Linked DNA regions of Homo sapiens: region 2 is linked to region 1. A link is a loop called in an ENCODE intact Hi-C map of the cell type or tissue named here. Cell type or tissue: heart left ventricle. All regions are shown on one strand. Links, peaks and the distances in the headings refer to the core of each region. The heading gives the core; the rest is flanking DNA.

The links. A loop is a pair of places that touch in the nucleus more often than their neighbours do. Peaks named below come from ENCODE experiments on the same cell type or tissue, not always from the same donor. Only the 100,000 strongest peaks of a DNase experiment are listed, where the experiment ranks them.
Region 2: a loop joins it to region 1, with 2.5 times the contacts of the local background. A loop is called at or near these places in 11 of 110 quality-filtered maps.

What each region holds. Positions count from the first base shown.
Region 1 is chr3:158,430,318-158,440,949 of GRCh38, forward strand. All of the region lies in intron 6 of RSRC1 (arginine and serine rich coiled-coil 1), which reads left to right. Among named protein-coding and RNA genes, the nearest start is that of UC.134, 91 kb to the right of the region's middle. In heart left ventricle, for the core only: CTCF peaks have their summits at 4,315 and 4,515; no DNase peak of the experiment used is centred there.
Region 2 is chr3:158,519,604-158,530,235 of GRCh38, forward strand. The region is part of intron 7 of RSRC1 (arginine and serine rich coiled-coil 1); the gene reads left to right. UC.134 (long non-coding RNA uc.134) reads left to right here and starts at 7,105. Exons shown (of 1, transcript NR_148407.1): 1 at 7,105-8,971. In heart left ventricle, for the core only: no CTCF peak of the experiment used is centred there; no DNase peak of the experiment used is centred there.

The DNA of each region.
Region 1 (10,632 bases), core at 1,249-9,248:
GACAGCAGAATCTTTGTCAACGAAGAGCTCCAGGCAGCCACTAGCATTCGACTGGAGCTGATCTGCCAGTTTTGCCTTATATTTGTGTTTTTCTTTAAAAGTTAGCTGCTCTCTGGCTACCTATTACATAATGTACCTAATATAAATTATTGGTTAAGGTGGGTACTAACCTCAGAAAAAGGAAAGAAAGGGGAAACTGGTGTCCAGACTAATGTGAAGTCATTGGAACCATCTAAGAGAAAGAAAATTCTGCGTATGTTTAACAAGTATTTCTTGAAATTCTACTGCTTACCTGTTGCTAGGCAATAGGGAAATACAGATATGAATAAGATACCCTCTTCATTCTCAAAGGACTCACAGTGGGAAGACAAACTACAAATAAACTCTTTTCTGTACCACACTATGAGCATATTGAGATCATGTTTCATTCACTATTATAACTGTATTACCTACCACAGTACCTGGTACAGTATATAGTATGTGCTTAACCAATATTTTTTGAATTAACAAGATGTAAAATATCACATCCAGTGTGGACTGAAGAGGAATTGTTAACCTGAAAAGGTTAGGAAAACTCTTTGTTGCTATTTTGGTGGTATCAAAAAATGGTTCTATAGTCAAGTAAGTTTGAGAGTCACCATATTTTATTTCCCTTTTAAAGAGTCACAAGACACATTAGCATATTGTAGATTCTGATGAGTTGTACAGTAAAGAAATAGCTTAATTTTGTCCAACTAAGTATTTTCCAAATATATTTGACCACAAAACCCTTTTAGCACCTCATTGTGTGGAACAGTTTGGGAAATACTGGTACAGCTATTTCCTGAAGCTAATCTTTAATAATTGTTTTACATTGCTAGAACACTGTGGTTTTGATAATAGCATTTAAAATCTTGATGTCATCAGCTTGGTATTCTGAGTAAATGTTTAAATAACTTAAAGATAAATCTCCACAAAATTAGATCTAACAAGGAACCTCTGTAATCTCCATCTTAACAGCTAACATAAATTTTCTATTCCAAATAATAAAAGGCAGCACACTCAAAGAACAAAGCATTTGAAACAACCCAGATTTTCTTTTTTTGAAAAAATTAATGGTAGATTTTAAAATGAAAATAAGTTATTTAGAAAGTTTTCTTTTCATTTATTCTGCCTATTTTTAAAATTAGACTAAGTTTCTCTATTAACTTTACCACAATACACTGCTTATAATGAAGACGTGTAGTACTAAAAAAAGTGGTGGCAATGAAAATTTCAAATAGAATATTTTTTATTTAATTGGTCCTATATTAAATCCTTTTGAGTTATTTCATTTTGTGGTATGTTGCTTAACAAGATTTCACATTAAATAAATATTTAAATATTGTGAATTTTAAATACCTCTTTGGGGAGAAATTCTGGTCATTCCTAATGTAGGTAAAATAGGATTTTCTAAATTGTTTAATACTGAGAATGTTGATTTTTAGGCATTAATTTCCCCTTATACATTTGTGTTATAACTTAAGTAAATTGTTTTGCCTCTGAAATATATCTTAGATGACCAAAAATAACATCACAAAACATGTTTGTTATATACTTAATTGTTTTGACCATAGAATTAATTTTAAAGTCAAAAGGGGCATTGCTTTTTCATCATTTCCAGTTCAGAATATTCAGCATGTCACAGATGTTCATGAATAATGTCCATTTAAAACTGTTGGCAAAGAGTGCTGGTGAGTTGGCTAGATGAATTAAATGTTGGGGGGATCTGACAGGCAGCACGCTGCTTTGTGATCATTCCAAAGTTCTAATAATCTCCCTCACCTTCTCTGCCTGCCACTAATGAAAGAGAATAGGTGATTGCACCTCCGGCTATGTTCTGCGCCTAATGACTCCTCCAAAGGCAGATTTATGAAGAAAAAATTAACTTTGAATGAGGATTGAATTGGCCCTGACAGTCTGATAGACTGTGACACAGATTCTGTGGCAAAACAGACGTAGCTCTAATTGATTATCAATATTTTAAGCAAAGTGATGAAAATAAGCATTAAGTGATGAGAAAGGCAGTCTTAATACAGTAGGCAGTAACCAGGACATAAGAGAGTCTATGGGGAGTTTTGCACTGATTGCTATTACTGAATTTTATCTGTCGATTTTTACCTTTGCTTCCTGGCAGCCATTGTCCCTCCTTGGTGTACTATTTTTTTTCCTCAAAAATCTATGACTAGAATGTTAATCTCACTGATAACACTGACAAAGCTATCTGCAGTCTCTTCCTCTGGAGAAGTTTGTTTAATATTTAACTCATTTTGAATTGAGGTTAGCTTTCGTAGTTTTGAAAGAACTGAGACTTTTTATGAAGATTTTAGATTAACAAATTTCATTCACATACTGTTTCTAAATTTAGTACTATCCATGAAATATAAACTAGCCTAAAATATTGCATATTGCATGTCACATATTTCTCATAATATCAGGCATTATATCCTTTACATAATTTGTAGCATTGACATCATTTGTAGCCTTCATCTTATGAATAAAATGAAGACATTTATCTAGAAATACTATATATATATACACACACAGAGTGAGTCTATGTATATATACTATAGTTACTTACAAAATATATTTTCAAACTAACAACAGAAATTCAACTTAGATAATTATATGTTCATGTGATGCTTCGTAAGTTAATTTAATAACACTTGAAATTGTTATATACCTTTTTCCTTATAAGTTATATTTAGTCCTCTATATTAAAACAGAGAAAAAAGATCACTTAAAAAATCAGTAGCAATTTCATTCAGTGTTAAAATTGATGAGCCAAGAACATACTATATAACATCACGTAATGCTGTGCTTGCTTACTATTAAATAGGTTTTAGATAAATTAGCTTATTTAACACAGAAACTATACGTATTTTTTCTTGTGGCAAAATACTCTGAATTATTAGTCATCAGTATTTATATTGTTTTGTGAAATTAATTTCAGCCAGAAATTGTGCAATTATTGAAAACTTGAAATTCTCCAGGTTACTTTGGAGAAAGTGAGTCATTTTTATTTTTCCAAAGGTCTCCCCAAGTAAGTTATTAGAGGCAAAAATAAGGTAATACAGAGATGCTACAGTACAATGCTTCTCAATCTTTCTCATGTCATGAAATGCAAAAGGATATATTTCGTTGGTACACCAGGTTAAACTGGTGAGGCTGCTCTTGGCCAAAGGCTACTGCTCTCAAACTCCAGCCACCTCAGACCCTGCCTGGTTGTCTGGAGGGCTGAGAGGATGATATTTTAGCACACATATTACTTAGTAGTAGCTAAATAGTTGGGAAGCTCTGAGTGTATTGCAGATAGAGAACTACATTTATAAAGCCCAGATTGAATAATAATGGTTTGAAAGTTAAATCTATCTAAAATCTGTCCAAATATCTAAAAACAATTCTAAAAATCATCCTATCTAGAAAGAGAAGAACAAATATATCTCTAGACATAATTTTTGTTAGATGGATTGCTGATCTTAATTGTATTTTCCACTTAATGTTGGTTGTAATATCTGCTAAGATTATTCAAATTTTAATCTTTGTTTTGACCCCTATTAAAGCAGAATATATATTTAAACTTTATTCTCTGAAAAATGTTAAATAAAATAAAGTTATCTCTTGGCAGAATAATATTGTCACTCATTCTTAGAGAGTCTAGAATGATTTTTTGAAACTCCAAAGACGTTAAAACTAATCAAATCCAGCTCTTAGTTGACTATTTAAGAAATAGCAGCTCAGATCACAATTAGATCACTGCTATGCTAAAACTAAAATCCAGTTTTCCCGATTCCGAGGCCATTCCCTTTCAGCTCTACTCTGTGATGTTTAAAAATCTTCATATGAGAACTTCCAAAATGTTATAAATTATAAAATTCACATATTCTTTTATAGCTGTAAGAAGTAATTTGCTAGCAATTTTCACTTATACATTAGGTGATGCTTTTAGGTAGGGTTTCAGTAAGGTAATGTCAATTTTTCTAATTCTTTATTTACAGTGTCTTCCCAAAAAAGCCTGACATTTTCTGTTTTAGTGTTCAAAATATCCAGTGAAAAAAAATGGAAAGCTATTCATCGTGCTGAAGTTTACTTTGTGCTAAAAATTATTTTATTATAAAGGAATTATATTCTAGTAAAAATAGATTAAGAAACATTCTAGTTTGGATAAGAATTCTACAAACACCGATATTGGGTACTTTGTCCTCTGTCATTCCATTTGTTAACATTCCAACAGACAGAAGAAGCAGACAGATACATTATTCTTTTTGCGCCACCTAGCGAAACTCGGGTGCTGTATATTTACCACACTATACCCAACTTGCAATGTGTGTTACACTTAGCTCCTGCTCATTACACCTGTAAGAAATTCACAAAAGAAAAAAAGAAAGCTCTAACCCCACTAACATTGACTTTTCATCATATTTTGGTAAATTTTTGAAGACTGAAATATTATTAGTAAAAATATGAATACTTATGCTCAATTCTGAAGGCATTGCCTTGAACAAAAGACATCACATGGGGGTAAAGTTTTTAATTATGCTCTTCCAGTTGTAAATACAAGATTTTACCAAATGAAAGTACATTCTGGAGTAACATTCAAAGTACTGAAAAGAGATGGGATGAAATTAGATTGAAGACTGTACAAAATATTTTAAGGATCTCAAACTCATTAAGTGTTTTTTATTTAATGAGGTTTTCTTTTATCATAAATCAAAAATATTGGTAAAATAACTTGTGCCACACTTATGCTTTGAAATGAAAATAGTAATGTTGTGTAATGCTAGACTGACTGATTTGTAGTTTGAAAGAACACTGTGTTAAAGCTTCTATTTATCTATTTTTTTAAAATTTGTGTTTCAAGTGTTTGAAGTGAAATCTCTTGCATTTTTTTTAATTAATACTACACAAGCATTCTGCTGCTTAACTTGTAGGTCTTAATTTTTAATAATATTAAATTTCAAGGTCATGCTTTCAGAATGCTGACACAAGATAAAATAATACTATTGTCAGTGTCATTGTTTTATGTTGATGTAATAAAAAGTACCTAATGTAAAAAAATAGAAAAAATAATTTATCCAGTAGGAGAAAATTGTTCCTTATGTATCTAAATTTGTTGTGTATGAGGAAATATAGGACTTGTGGTGGCTGTAACTATAGTTCTGAAGATTTTTATTTGATTTGACATATGATTACTCTGAAAATTCATAAGATTTACTGCTCTTAAATATGTGCTATAAAGATATAGATATAAATATATGTGCTATAAAGATAAAGATATATAATTTAAAGGTATATATTTACTTTCACTTTGAAAGTATATATTTCTAATTTTTAATATTGAATTATACCCTAAATGAATTTTTTAGTAAGGGAAGACTTTACGCTTAGAAAATTGTAGATAAGCATGTTTATACATGAGTGCAGATATATAAAACGTACATCTTCTAGTTAAAACATACATCTTTTAACTAGAAGATGAGGTTTTAACTTCTTTTAACTAGAAGATGTGTGTTTTATATATCCACACATATATCTTAAAAAGAGAAGTTTTGAGGAGTTATGCCAGATTTTATATCTGAATATTAATATTCATATGGCTAGAATGGAATGTACTAATTAATGTAATTTTTTGAGACACTGATAAATCTCAGAATGTCCTTTCTTGTCTTAAATGTTTCTAAAACATTTAAGTAACATGAACAGAATTAAATCTTTAATGTATTAACATTCCTCAGAGTCATCATTTTGTGAGTTAATTTTTACTTTAGTTCAATAAACATTTATCGAGGAGCTAATGAGCCATGTCTGATATGACACTATGCTAAAATCAGTAAGATATCGGACCTCAAGTAGTTGGCAGTCTAGTGGGGAAGAAAGACACTTGTTCAATTGGCTATAGTAGAAAAATACAGTTTTCTCAGACCTAAGAGGAGGAATTAATGTGGACTGAGATAATAGGGCAATGCATCATGGAGCAACAATTAGTGTTGTTGAATATTATGAGTGTAGATAAAGCAAGTATGAACTACAGAGCTAAATTTGTAGTTGTGACACAGCATCTCCAGAAACTTTAAAAATATATATATATATCTTCTCAAATTATAAAGTGAAAAAGATTCAGCAGTAGTCTGCTTAAAAGTACATGTGCCCACACGTGCATGCATGCACACATACATATATACACACCAGATTCTATACAATTTCTCGGAAATATTGGAGAAACCACTTTACATATACTTAGTACATATTTCCCTAAATGAAATTTTGTTGTAAGAAAAGGATTCATTACTAGAAATTTGTACATTGATTTTTTAAGTGTACAAATTATATCATAAATAGAACAGACACATGCATTTTAAACAATAATTACTATATTTAAAAGCTAATATCTATAAAGGTATATAGATAATATTGTATATTTTATATAAATACAATATGCTACCCTGGGCTATAATACTATTGTGAGTGGTTGGCATATATGAACTCATTCAACTTTTACAATAACCCTGTGGCTTATGATGGAAGTATTATTATCAATACAATTTCAGATGAGTTAACTAAGACACAGAGAGATTAAGATACTTGTTGCAGATCTCATAGCTAGTAATGGATAGAGCCAGGATTCAAACCGAGACAGTCTGGCTTCAGAATCCATTCTTTAAATATCTCTGCTATAATACCTCATAGTAATTCATTTTATGGCTAGATTAATAGATAATTCTATAGAAGAGGCCATATTGAAGAAACGTCTTCCAATTCTTTTTATAGATGTACACACACACAAAAAAAAAAACCTTTGGATGGGGATCTGAAGAATATACTATCCTACCAAATTCCCGGGGTAGTGTGTTATATGTAACCAGAAATCAGTATAAATAAGTAATATTTTGCTATTTGCTATTTTGATGGAATAAGTGTTTTCACCTATTATAGCTTATTTTCTCACAAGTATTTTATTTCCTTTTCTAAAATTGAAAATGGTTTAATAATGGTTAATTTAGTAAGCACACATTGGCACTGGGCTGAGTTTTGAGGAGGCAAATGTGAATAAGAAACAAATATGTTAAATAAATGGTTACAGTATAACTGGCAAACCGAATCCAGCAGCACCTCAAAAAGCTTATTGACCATGATCAAGTCAGCTTCATCCCTGGGATGCAAGGCTGGTTCAACATATGCAAATCAATAAACGGAATCCATCACATAAACAGAACCAGTGACAAAAACCACATAATTATCTCCATAGTGCAGAAAAGGCCTTCAATAAAATTCAACAGCTCTTCATGCTAAACACTCTCAGTACACTAGGTATTGATGGAACATATCTCAAAATAAAATAATAAGAGCTATTTATGACAAACTCACAGCCAATATCATACTGAACGGGCAAAAACTGGAAGCATTCCCTTTGAAAGCCAGCACAAGACAAGGATGCCCTCTCTCACCACTCCTACTCAACATAGTGTTGGAAGTGCTGGCCAGGGCAATCAGGCAAAAGAAAGAAATAAAGGGTATTCAATTAGAAAAAGAGGAAGTCAAATTGTCCCTGTTTACAGATGACATGACTGTATATTTAGAAAACTCCATCATCTCAGCCCAAAATCTCCTTCAGCTGATAAACAACTTCAGCAAAGTCTCAGGATACAAAATCAATGTGCGAAAATCACAAGCATTCCTATACACCAGTAACAGACAAACAGAGAGCCAAATCATGAGTGAACTCCCATTCACAATTGCTACAAAGAGAATAAAATACCTAGGAATCCAACTTACAAGGGATGTGAAGGACCTCTTCAAGGAGAACTACAAACCACTGCTCAAGGAAATAAGAGAGGACACAAACCAGTGGAAGAATATTTCATGCTCATGGATAGAAAGAATCAATGTCATGAAAATGGCCACACTGTCCAAGGTAATTTATAGATACAATGCCATCCCCATCAAGCTGCCAATGACTTTCTTCACAGAATTGGAAAAAACTACTTTAGAGTTCATATGGAACCAAAAAGGAAACCACATAGCCAAGACAATCCTAAGCAAAAAGAACAAAGCTGGAGGTATCATGCTACCTGACTTCAAACTATAATACAAGGCTACAGTAACCAAAACAGCGTGATACTGGTACCAAAACAGATATATAGACCAATAGAACAGAACAGAGGCCACAGAAATAACACCACACATCTACAACCATCTGATCTTTGACAAACCTGACAAAAACAAGCAATGGGGAAAGGATTCCCTATTTAATAAATGGTGCTGGGAAAACTGGCTAGCCATATGTAGAAAGCTGAAACTGGATCACTTCCTTACACCATATACAAAAATTAATTCAAGATGGATTAAAGACCTAAATGTTAGACCTAAAACCATAAAAACCCTAGAAGAAAACCTAGGCATTACCATTCAGGACATAGGCATGGGCAAGGACTTCATGTCTAAAACAGCAAAAGCAATGGCAACAAAAGCCAGAATTGACAAATGGGATCTAATTAAACTAAAGAGCTTCTGCACAGCAAAAGAAACTACTATCGGAGTGACAGGCAACCTACAGAATAGGAAAATTTTTTGCAATCTACTCATCTGACAAAGGGCTAATATCCAGAATCTACAATGAACTCCAACAAATTTATAAGAAAAAAACAACCCCATCAAAAAGTGGGCGAAGGATATGAAGAGGCACTTCTCAAAAGAAGACATTTATGCAGCCAAAAGACACATGAAAAAATGCTCATCATCACTGGCCATCAGAGAAATGCAAATCAAAACCACAATGAGATACCATCTCACACCAGTTAGAATGGCGATCATTAAAAAGTCAGGAAACAACAGGTGCTGGAGAGGATGTGGAGAAATAGGAACACTTTTACACTGTTGGTGGGAGTGTAAATTAGTTCAACCATTGTGGAAGACAGTGTGGCAATTCCTCAAGGATCTAGAACTAGAAATACCATTTGACCCAGCAATCCCATTACTAGGTATCTACCCAAAGGACTATAAATCATGCTGCTATAAAGACACATGCACACATGTGTTTATTGCGGCACTATTCACAATAGCAAAGACTTGGAACCAACCCAAATGTCCATCAATGATAGACTGGATAAAGAAAATATGGCACATATACACCATGGAATACTATGCAGCCATAAAAAAGGAGGAGTTCATGTCCTTTGTAGGGACATGGATGAAGCTGGAAACCATCATTCTCAGGAAACTATCGCAAGGACAGAAAACCAAACACCTGATGTTCTCACTTATAGGTGGGAGTTGAACAATGAGAACACATGGACACAGGACGGGGAACATCACACACTGGGGCCTGTTGTGGGGTGGGGGGCTAGGAGAGGGATAGCATTAGGAGAAATACCTGATGTAAATGTTGAGTTGATGGGTGCAGCAAACCAACATGGCACATGTATACCTATGTAACAAACCTGCACGTTGTGCACATGTACCCTAGAACTTGAAGTACAATAAAAATTTAAAAATAATAAAAAAAGGTTACAGTGTGATAGGACTACTGCCAAAGTGCATGTACGACAAGAGCAACTAGCTCTGTCTAGAGTTAAGAAGAGAGACTCAAAAATTGTAGTATTTCAAGAGTAAGTAATGCCTTCCAAACCTAGAGCACAAAAAAGGCAAGGGGAGGGAGAGCACTGGGACAAATACCTAATGCATGCGGTGCTTAAAATCTGGATGATGGGTTGATAGGTGCAGCAAACTACCATGGCACGTGTATACCTATGTAACAAACCTGCACGTTCTACTCATGTGTCCCAGAACTTAAAATAAAATTTTTTAAAAAGGCACATAATTGTGAAAGAGTGTGGTATATGTAGCAAGTTGGAAAAAGTTCTTCGTGTTTGAAGTGTAAAGGATATGAGATGAAGTGGCAGACTGGGAAAAATGAGTGAGAACCACTTGGTGAAGGATCTCGTAGGTCATGCTAAGGAAAATGAGATTTTCTGATTGTTCTTAGAGAGCCCTTTCTTGGAAAGATGATTGCTTCTAATGAACCTGCATTGCACAGATGATGCTGTTCCAAGTCAATACCTCTGAGAAAAGTAGTCTAAATTTCTTTGCTTAGTTTTCAGTCTCCAGGGGATCTTTGGACAAGATAAAGAAGTAGTTCAGGCATACCTTTCCCAAACGAACCAAAATTATTGAAAATTTAAATTATTGAAATTTACATTTTAATTAAGCTGTTATCTATAAATCTCCCAATTTCTGCTTAAAAGTACATTTGCCCACACATGCACGTGTGCACACACACACAAATCCACACCAGATTCTATAGCATGTTTCAGAAATATTAGAGAAACCAGTTGGGCGCAGTGGCTCATGCCTGTAATTCCAGCACTTTGGGAGGCTGAGGTGGGTGGATCACCTGAGGTCAGGAGTTTGAAACCAACCTGACGAACATGGTGAAACCCCATCTCTAATAAATATACAAAATTAGCTGGGTGTGGTGGCGCTGCCTGTAATCCCAGCTACTTGGGAGGCCGAGGTAGGAGAATTGCTTGAACCCAGGAGGCAGAGCTTGCAGAGACCCGAGATCACCCCATTGCATTCCAGCCTGGGCAACATGAGCAAAACTCCATCTCATAAGAA
Region 2 (10,632 bases), core at 870-8,869, 89 kb after region 1:
TTAAAGAGTTTAGCAGGAGCCAGATTATACCAGCCTTCGTAAGTAAGAGCATAAAATGTAAACTTTATTCTAAATGAGTTAAGAGGCCAATTAAAAGTGATGCTTTGAATTTAAGGGGTGAGAGAGAAGAATTGAAGATGTGGCATATGAGTCTAAAGTTTGGGAAAGATGTTAAGGCTAGAGCTAAAGATTTGAGGGTCACCAGCCTACAAATGGTGTTTATAACTATATGTTACCTAGAGAGAGAATATAGATAAAGAAGAGAAAGGAGCCTACATTGAGCCTTGGAGTACTCTAATGTTAGAGGTGCCAGTAGAGAAAAATGAGGAATTGTGACCAGTGAGGAAAAGGAAAACCAGAAGTGTATGATGTCATGGAAGCCAAATGAAAAAAAAGTTTCAGGAATGAAGAAGTGGTCACTTCTGTTGAATGACGGACTGGAGAAGAAATAGAAATAGAATCCTTCTATTAAGGTCAGCCTTGAGTAGTTTCAAGGACAGTCAAAGGTAGTTTTTAAATACTCTCTAGAAATTCTTATGAGAGGTAAACAAGTATCTTCCACTTTTCCAAATTTAATTTGGAAAATTAAATTGGCCCATTCTATTTTGTAGCAGAATTTCAGAGTGGTTGATAACCTTTTGGACAAGATCAGGTTTTCTTAAAGCTTACAGCTTCACAGTGTCTCTGACTAGACAGACACAAAGAAATAAATATGTTCTCCTAGCAATCAGCACATGGAGGAACAATTAAACTTGTCTTATTTAGAAGAATCCTTCTTGTAGTCATCACTTTTGAACAGACTATTTGCAGTCAGAGATTATTTAAGGTAGTACTTGGCTTTTTGAATGTGTTTACTATAGAAGACTTTGAGAAATGGGCAGCAAAGAGACACTGAAAATTATCTTTTAAATCCATTTCCTGAGTATTTGGGTCAAATGACTTTCTGATGTGTTGGACAGTAATTGATTCCAGGGAATTGTTTTTACTGTCTGCCTAATCACTGTCTTATTGCTTCTGGAATATTGACCTCCTATGTCCATCTGGCTGACAGGATCAAGCCCTGAGTCAGCCTGTAAAAACTCTTCTTGAAATGTTTCAAATTAATTGTGGATTTGCAGTGGTTTCATTTTCAAAGGTTTATGTTTATTGCTAACATTGTTATGTGATAGTTTTGTGATTATTAAATGAGTTTAAGTAGACCTAGAAGTGTGTTATGCATGTCTATGTATGTGGGTATATATAAAATTTTTATTTATAATCAGTCTTAGTCTTCATGGGTTGGAATTTTATTCCCATATTTTTTGCTTGGATTGAAATGGCATGCTTATCTAACATAACTAGAATTCCCTGGTTATTCCCTGGTTATGTAGTTACAGATACTACAAACTGGTAAACATACCTAAGAGGTTTGCAGATTTCTCCATCTGTATGGATTAATACATTTTCTGCCCAAATTTTGAGACATAACAGAATGATTGCCACTACCATCTCTCCATTCCCGAAGATCACATATTTTTAGAAGACTAGTCACCTATTGGTGGTAGTTAATGTTATGACTCCATAAGAATTAAAATAAGTGAAATATTAATAGATTGCTTAGAAATTATGTTGTTATGGTTAGAGATTATGCCCTAGAGCCACTGTCATCCCACGCTAGTCACCAGCAGATCTCCATGTGAAGTTCAAGACTGTTGTACATGTTCTATTTGTTGTCTCTTTACTCTCCTTCCTTCTACTGCCCACATCTTCGGAACCCCTTGTCCTGCCTTATCCCCAGGGTTTAGCACCCACACAATCCTGATCTTTCCATTAGTTCCTCATCCTCTGGATTTTTCATTTGTCCAAGTTTTTCAATGTTGCAGGGCCCTGTTTTCTTCTATGAAATAACAAACTCACCTCTGCTGAAATGCCACCTCTGCCCAGAGATCATATTTGCACTTTAGTATACACCATATCTTTACTCAAAAAAAGGATGTAAATTTAATGGGAAGACTTGCCTAAGATTATATCATTAGTTGTGAAGCTAGAACTTAGAGCACTAATATTCACAGTCACTTACTTCACTTGTAAATAGAGCTGGAGTTGCCTTATTATATTGCAATTTTATGACTTAAAGCATTGTATTTGTCATGAAAAAACACTTAGTAAAAACAAATTAATGGTTAATAATAATATTGTTCCTATAGCTGATTTCCTTCAAAGGTGCTGAGGAATGGGCTAAAATATATAATCTCACTTCCCATTTGTTAATTCCTTTATTTATTTGTTTATGCTATGCTTCCTATATCTGAATGGCTCTATATATGTCTCAGTTTAATCTAGCAAATGTGGGGACTAGAATGATTTGCTTTATTGATATGATAATGTATTAGAATTACATTAAAATATAGAAACTTTTCTCTGTTTTTATAAAGGGTAGGATCGTTATTGATTGAGATTTCCAGCTGAAAAGTTTGCTACTCTTTTTTTTCTTGAAGTAGAATTTTTTAAATGAAATAATTAAGCTGTCTCACCAGAATATTTTAATTGAAAAAATTAGCTTTGCATAGAATTCATAGGTCTTATTATCATATAATTTTCATAACATTGTGAAGATTTCAGTCTTCTCCAAAATAAGCAGCAATAAATAATAATCATATATATTCCTTGATACAGCTTGGCCAACTGTATTTCAACATACAAAAACACACAAGGCCTACTTTACTTTTTTTTTCTCCCCTTTGAGACAGGTTTCACTCTGTCATCCTGGCTAGAATGCAGTGGCACAATCACGGCTCACTGCAGCCTTGAATTCCTGGGCTCAAGTGATTCTTCCACCACAGCCTTCCAAACACTAAGATTACAGGCATGAGCCGCTGCATCCAGCTGTACCCTACTTTCATGATAAAGATAATATGGCATTTAGGGCTTGTCTTGATTAAAAGCCAAGAATATTATTTGCATTTCTTTGAAAGAAAAAGCTGAATTGAGGATAAAGTAGCGTCAAAATGACGACCAAATGGAAAGGAGATTATAATTGCAGATTTCAGAACACAGTTTAGTATACTTATGTATATTACTTCTTAAATAATGGTTTGAGGAGTGCAGATTATTCATCCATTTGATTTGAGATCTCTCCATGCTTCATTTTTTTTCCCTGGACAGTTAGAATTTTCCCTCATGGTTCAGACTCTTAAATATATATGCTCACCCTAAGTTCTTTAAAGTCCCTGAAAAGTTGCCTTCTCTATTAGTCATTCATTCTTTATTCTCCTTTTTGATTTTTCTGTCATCAGTGACACCTGAATACATTTTCCAGCCTACACTCATTGACCAAAAAAGAAAAAACTTGGCATCAACATTGTTTTTAGTCATTTAGACCATTATGTCCTTATGTGGCAACTACTTTATAAAGTAACATGAACATGACTCAACTTTTGGCTCTAAAATCAGAAGAAATAAAGATTTGCAATAGCAGTATCTATTTGTGAGCAATAACATTTTTATAAATTGATCCATTTCCAGACACTATTTTTAAAGTTGGTTTAAGTGATAGGCATTTTTTAAGTGTTGTACCTAGCAAACTATGAAAAGTCTCTTATTAATCATTTGTATTTCAACTTATTTCTGAACTTAAATCTTATTATATATAATACTTTGCATCCTAATGCTAAATCTCAACATAAAGTAGTAGGAGCAGAGTTTCTACTCAGAATCAGTTTTACATGAAATGAAAACAACCTTGAATAATTAAAGCAATTTTTAAAAAGAAAAGTTAGATGTCTATACTCCCTGTTTTAAGACTTACTGTATAAAATTACAGTAATCAAGACTATATATTACTATAGGGATAGACATATGAGGGAACTTTTAAAAGTTCATGGAAATTGAATTAAAAGATAAAAAATATAAACCTTATCTCTCAATGGAAGCTCCATCAAGGTCTAGACACTTTTGTAAGCAATGATACCAGCCATTTAGTTCAACCCTAAAACACTGAGGGTCCTAGGAATTTAACTATGTTAATGAAGTCTTTTTTACATTATTAACTGAAGACGAATGGGTGCCTTTTAAGATTTTTTATGATTAGGAAACAAAAAGAAGTCAGAAGGAGCCAAATCAGGGCAGTAATGTGGATGCCTAATGATTTCCCATCAAAACTCTCACAAAATTGCCCATGTTTGATGAGAGGAATGAGCAGGAGCATGGTCATAGTGGGGAAGGACTCTCTGGTGAAGCTTTCCCAGACATTTTCCTGCTAAAGCTTTGGCCAATTTTCTTAAAGTATTCTCAATAAGTATTGTTCTTTGGCCCTCCAGAAAGCTAACAAGAAAATGCCTTGAGCATCCCAAAAACGTGTTGCCATGACCTTTGCTCTTCACCAGTCTGCTTTTGATTAGACTGGACCACTTCCTCCTGGTTGCCATTGCTTTGATTGTGCTTTGTCTTCAGCATCATACTGGCAAAGCCATGTTTCACCTCTGTTACAATTCTTTGAAGAATTTCATCTCACCTGTTAGTAATTTTCATTGAAATCTCTGCTCTTGTCTGCAGCTCATCTGGGCACAACATTTTTGGCACCCATCAATTGGAAAGTTTGCTTAACTTTAATTTTTCAGTCAGAATTACATAAGCTAAACCAATTGAATTGTGGTTTAGGCTGTGGTGTTGGCTATTTGTGTTGTTAATTATCAGTCCTCTTCAATTAGGGCACAATTAAGATGAATTTTTTCCTTGCGAATTTATGTGCCTGGTCTGCTGCTGCAGGCTTCACCTTCAATATCATCTCATCCCTTCTTAAAACGATTTGTAAGCTGCTGATTTCTTTGGGGCATTGTCCACATAAACTTATCATAAGGCATCAATGATTTCACCATTCTTTCACCCAAGCTTCATTATAAATTTAATGTTTGTTCTTGCTTCAATCTTTGCAGAATTCATATTCTGATAAGGATTCTTTTCAAACTGATGTCTTACCCTTCTTAGTCCCTCAAACTAGATCCTGTTCAGACATGTTATGACGAGTTAATTCAAGTTTATTTTGGTGCAGACAAAATTGAAATCCATACCGTTTTTCTATAATGTACATTTTCCATGAACTTTTTAAGACCCCTTATATAGAACAATGGAGCAGGGTAGAGAGACCTTGCTCAACCCTCATGTATATGATCAATTAATTTTCAACAAAACTACCAAGGCAATTCAATTGGGAAAGGAAAGTCTTTCAACAAATGCGACTGAAAAAACTGGATATTCTTACTGAGGAAAAGAAACATTGACCCTTACCTCACATCATACATAAGAATTAGCTTTAGTTTCACAGCAGAAAAATGCGGGACCCATAAGAATTAGCTTGAAATGTATTATAAACCTAATTATAAAAGCTAAAACTATAGAACTTCTAGAAGAAAATTTTTGCAGCCTTGAGTATGCAAAGATTTTTTGGATAAGACACAAAAAGCACAAACCATTTTTTAAAATGATAGATTATACTTCCTTAAACTTAAAAAGTTTTATTCTTTGAAAGATACCATTAAGAAACAAAAAGGCAAGTCATAGAATGGAAGCAAATATTAGCAATATGTATTAACAAAGGACTTCAATTCCGTATATATAAAGAACTCATAACTCAATAAGACAAACAACCAATTAAACAATGAAGAAAAGATTTCAACAGATCATTCAGAAAAGAAAGGATGGCCAATAATCTTATGAAGAAAATGCTGAATATCATTAGTCATCAGAGAAATGCAAATTAAAACAGCAGTGAAATACATTACACCAATTAGAATGGCTGTGAGTTAAAAATCTGATAACGCCAACTGTTGATGAAGATGTAGAGCACCAGTACTCTTCTACACTGCTGTTGGGAACATAAAATGGTATAACCACTTTGGAAATCAGTTTGGCAGTGTCTTACAAAGTTAAACATATGTCTACCATACAACCCAACTATTTCAGTACTAGGGCAGTATTTACTATCCAAGAGAAATAAAAACATGTTCACACAAAGAGTTGTACATGAATGTTATAGCAACCTTATTCTCAAAAGCCAGAACCTGGAAACAACCCAAATGTTCATCTGCAGGTGAATAGATTTTAAAAATTGCAGATATTCATATAATAGAATTCTACTAGCATTACCACAGATGTACCCAACAACATGGATTTATCTCAGAAACGTTATGCTGAGTGAAAGACATCAGATATAAAAGAGTATGCAATTTATATGGAAGTCTAGAAAATGCAGACTAATCTAAAGTGGCAGGAAGCAGATCTGTGGTTGTCTGGGGGTCAGGGTAGAGATAGAAATTGACTACAGAGAGACACAAGAAAATTCTTGGTAACAATGGACATGTTCTATATATTGATTGTTGTAGTGGTAACACAGAATTAACATGTACCAAAACTCACCAAATTGTATGCTTTGATAGGCACAGTTATAGATAAATTATACTTCAGTAAAGCTAATATTGTAAGTGCAATTTGAAGTATTTGGTGGTTTCTTTAAACCTTATGATTTTATATGATGCACTTCATTATTGATATAGCAAAATACTCTGCTTTTAGAAAAGAGAAATTAACATCATCTCACATCTTCTACCATCCTCCCTACCCCACCTCTGTTTAAAGGATCAAAGTTGTACATAAAATTGATAAAATAAGCACGTAAAATCATAACTATTAATCATGTAAGGTTATCAAAGATTGAAAGGCTACAGAGCAGCCTAGTGCAATGGGAAGCGTAGAGGATGTTTGAAGTACTAAGACTTGGTTTCATATCCAAAATCTAGCTCTAATAGTATATCTTAAACTTAGAAATGAGTATATTACGTATTACCAAAAATTAGGATCAAGTGAAACATGCTAAGGCACTTGCAAACACAACAAATCCCTGTTCCTACCCACTGTATAGTCAGATCTTAACTGCTTGCAGATAAAAGTTCTAAATAAGAATTAGTTTGATTTGCCAATGAACTCTGAGAGAGCAACTGGAAATCTCAACCAGAAATCTCCAACACCTAGCCTAGCACCTGGCATAAATACATGTTAACTAAATTAATTTCCTATTTCTGAACCCCAGTGTTTTTATTGGCTCTGTTCAGAGAAATTAAGGCACATGGGGCCATAGACTATTTTCTCTAAGCTTATGAGCCGAAACATAATATGCTTACAAGAAGAGACATTAGAACTCATAACTTTATACTGACTAATGTTCAAATACAATTATGTTAGGTATCCATTTGCTTCTGACATCACAAAAGAACAGATCACAAAAGACTTGGACTTAAGCTGTCTGCTTTTCCTTGCATAATAAGTCCCCTGGTTCAGGGAATCCAGTCATTATAGAATTTAGCCTAACTGCTTCTAATCCATGTAGGACTTTTTATTAAAGATGAAAACTAGTAAAGAATTAACCATGAGAGGAAATAAAAGATTAATTCAAGTCAGTCATCACCGTATCTATATCTTAAGAAGTTAATAGTTCAAAATCTTTTTTTTTTTTTTTTTTTTTTTACTGGTAGAAGACTTCTGAATATACTCGCCGCTTCTGAATATACTCCCAGCCCCATGGTGTTAGGGGTAGGTTGCAACTATGTAACTCCAAGCTGACTGGGCTGGCACCAACATCATCAGCACTGCTAACATCTTCCAGCAAGTTTTAGTTCATTAATCTTAATGCCATACATGTACCCTTTCTCTAGCTAGTGGGTGGCCAGACATAAAAACTTGCAAACAGAGGCAAAGACATTAATGGGATGATGCAAGAAGAGAGTTGGAGATTTTTTTTTAAATCTCCTTTGCACATAGGAGTGACCCTAATCAATGCTTTTTGGTGAATATAAGCAGAATACATCTTGTTGCCTTCTCTAGAATAGAGAACTAAGTAGATATGTTGCCTCTGGGTTCAATATTTATTTCTGGAAACTCTTTTCATTTTACTACCATCCTCTAATAAACCAATACATCCACTTTGTAAAATATAAGACTCTGGAGTTATTATATGTGCTTATAAAAACACACCTTTAGATAAGTGGTTTTTCCAATCTTCTGATACTCCTCATTTCCTTCTCATTGATTTTCAAGTTTCAACACAATTTTTTAAAAATAAGGATTTAAACATGAGACAGTAAACCTGGGTAAAGAACTAAGGGGTTTTGAAATTCAAAGTTATTATTTCTGTTTTTAGTAGCTGTTCCACCCTTGCAAATATGTATAATAATTAGCCACAATTAATATTCCTCTTTTCCCTAATTCATTATAAAAAGTATAACTTCTATACAATAATGCATTACATTTTTATCATGAGAAATCATAACAATATCTTTATATTTGAACCTGAACTTCAATATGAATTTGTGAGATTTTTTATATTAATGTGTGTATTTTGTAATGTATGTGGTATGTGTATATATATGTTTATTTTAGACACATTTGACTACATTTATATATTCATAGAGATTTACATAGAGGCATTAAAAAAACAGGCATAGTCAGTCATGGATGTTCATTATATATAAAGGTTATTGGGGATGCAAAGATATAAAAGATAGAAGAACCTAGTAATTGCCTTTAAGATCAGAGCACAAAGCATTAGTTTGGATTTTACAAGGCCAGCCAGCAACAAAAGAGCAGTAATTTATGAGCTCAGCGTAAAAGAATAGCATAATTGCATTAAAAATTAATGCTAATGAACACTAAAATGGGGAAGGTGGTTATGATGAAAGTTTGTATTCATCTTTCCTGGTTTGAATGATGGCTAGTGGCTTGATTAATGGCTTAATTTCTATCAATTAGCGGGGAAAAATCTCCTGCGAGACAAGGGTAAATTGAGCATTGAATTACATATCTTGCTTTTGTGTGCTAAGAAAAAAGAGCTGCGTATCTCTGATATTAGCCACAGTGACAAATGTGGTGTGCCCTGCGATGTCTGCATTAGCTCTCCTGACAGGCGAGTTGTGTGTGGTTATGGGGTGTTTAGAGATGGCTGGCAGACAGCATTCACTGCAAGTTCCTTAGAAACATACAACTCTTCCATCTACAGAATTTTAATTAGAGTCGATAAGGATTCTAGAATTAAAATGGACAGCAAACAGCAACTGCAGAATCTGTATTCTGACCTATTAATCTGGTATACATCAAATTATATTCCTTTTTCCTACCCTATTAAAATAAGAAAACTTCCAGTAGCTTTAGTTTTGTTGGGATTATGAATTCTTACCACTCTATTAAAGTGGATTTGACTATCAATGTTGATTACATTTGCAATAAGCATAAGGCAGTAGTCTATATTTTGGGACTATGTAGTGGTTGTTGGTTTAACCAAATTCATGGAAACCATTCTTGTTTTTTGTAACAATTGCTGAACAGTAAATAAAGAGCAGCTTAAAGTGACAATTTCCTACTTAGGTTGTTTGCAGGCTTAAGGGAAAAAAATGCTAGGTTTTTAGAAACTTTTTAAATTCATTTACAAAGGTTTTCTAGATGTGATATATATATATATCCCTTTAAAAATTTCAAATGTGAAAGATTCTGAAAATGCACATCTGTAATCTAGTTCAAGATAATGCCAGAAGAGTAAGATATTATATAAAATATATATATTTTATGTATATATGTATGTGTGTGTGTATATATATATATATATATATCCTACAAATAAAGCTACACTGTATTTTACTGAATGAGTAAGCATTAAAATGCAGAATAAGGACAATATCAAGAATATTTATTACTTATTATAAATGGATGGAGTGGGGAAAAAATAAATTGTTGCTTGGCAGGAGTGGGTAAAGAATTCATTTGACTGGAAGATGACTAGTCACAATTCAGGGGTTGAATCCCAGTTGTACCACCAACTAGCCATGTGGCTGTCACCAAGTTATTTATTAGCCTCAGTTTCTCATCTTTACAATGAGGGTAACAGTATTATTCCTCATGGTCATGATATTTAAATGAGGTAATCCATGTGAAGTGCTCAGCGCAGAGTGCCTTAAATTTCTATTGCTGTTACTATTACTTACTTCTGCTACCAGAACAGCTCATCTGGCCTTCTAAACAATGACTTAAATGAAAAATTCATTTCTATGACTTTCCCCACTGGAAAGGTATTACATATATCGATGATGAAAACAAAAATTTCCGTGGACATATATACACCAGAACAAAATATGTTTGCTTTAAAACATGGTTTCTACCGCCTAACTGTCATTTTGGGTAGTTTGTGTTATAAGACATCCATTAGGAAGTGACAAGATCTCCCATCTCTTTAGTCACTGAAGCCTGGGTAACCATATGTCAGCAAAATACCACTTTCCTATTCAACCCAGAGCATTCAGTGAATCATGGTAGACTCCAGTGCCTTGGTGGGTGGTAAAATTCAGCTGGGCCTTTTGTGCCTTCTCATAGATGTGCACAGGCCTGTCCTCCACTGCTTCCACTCCTTCTCTCCTCCTCCTATCATTTCCACATCCTGGCACACCACAGGTTTACCAGAAGATGTATGAGCTAAAGCCATTTTCTACTTGCCTGAACTCAAGAATATTGCCAGCTTATTATAAACCATACTGTCAGAAATATACAGATTTATATAAGAATTGTTTAGCCAACTTCCGTGTCTTTAGTACTGTTACTAAATTAGCACTTTTGTTT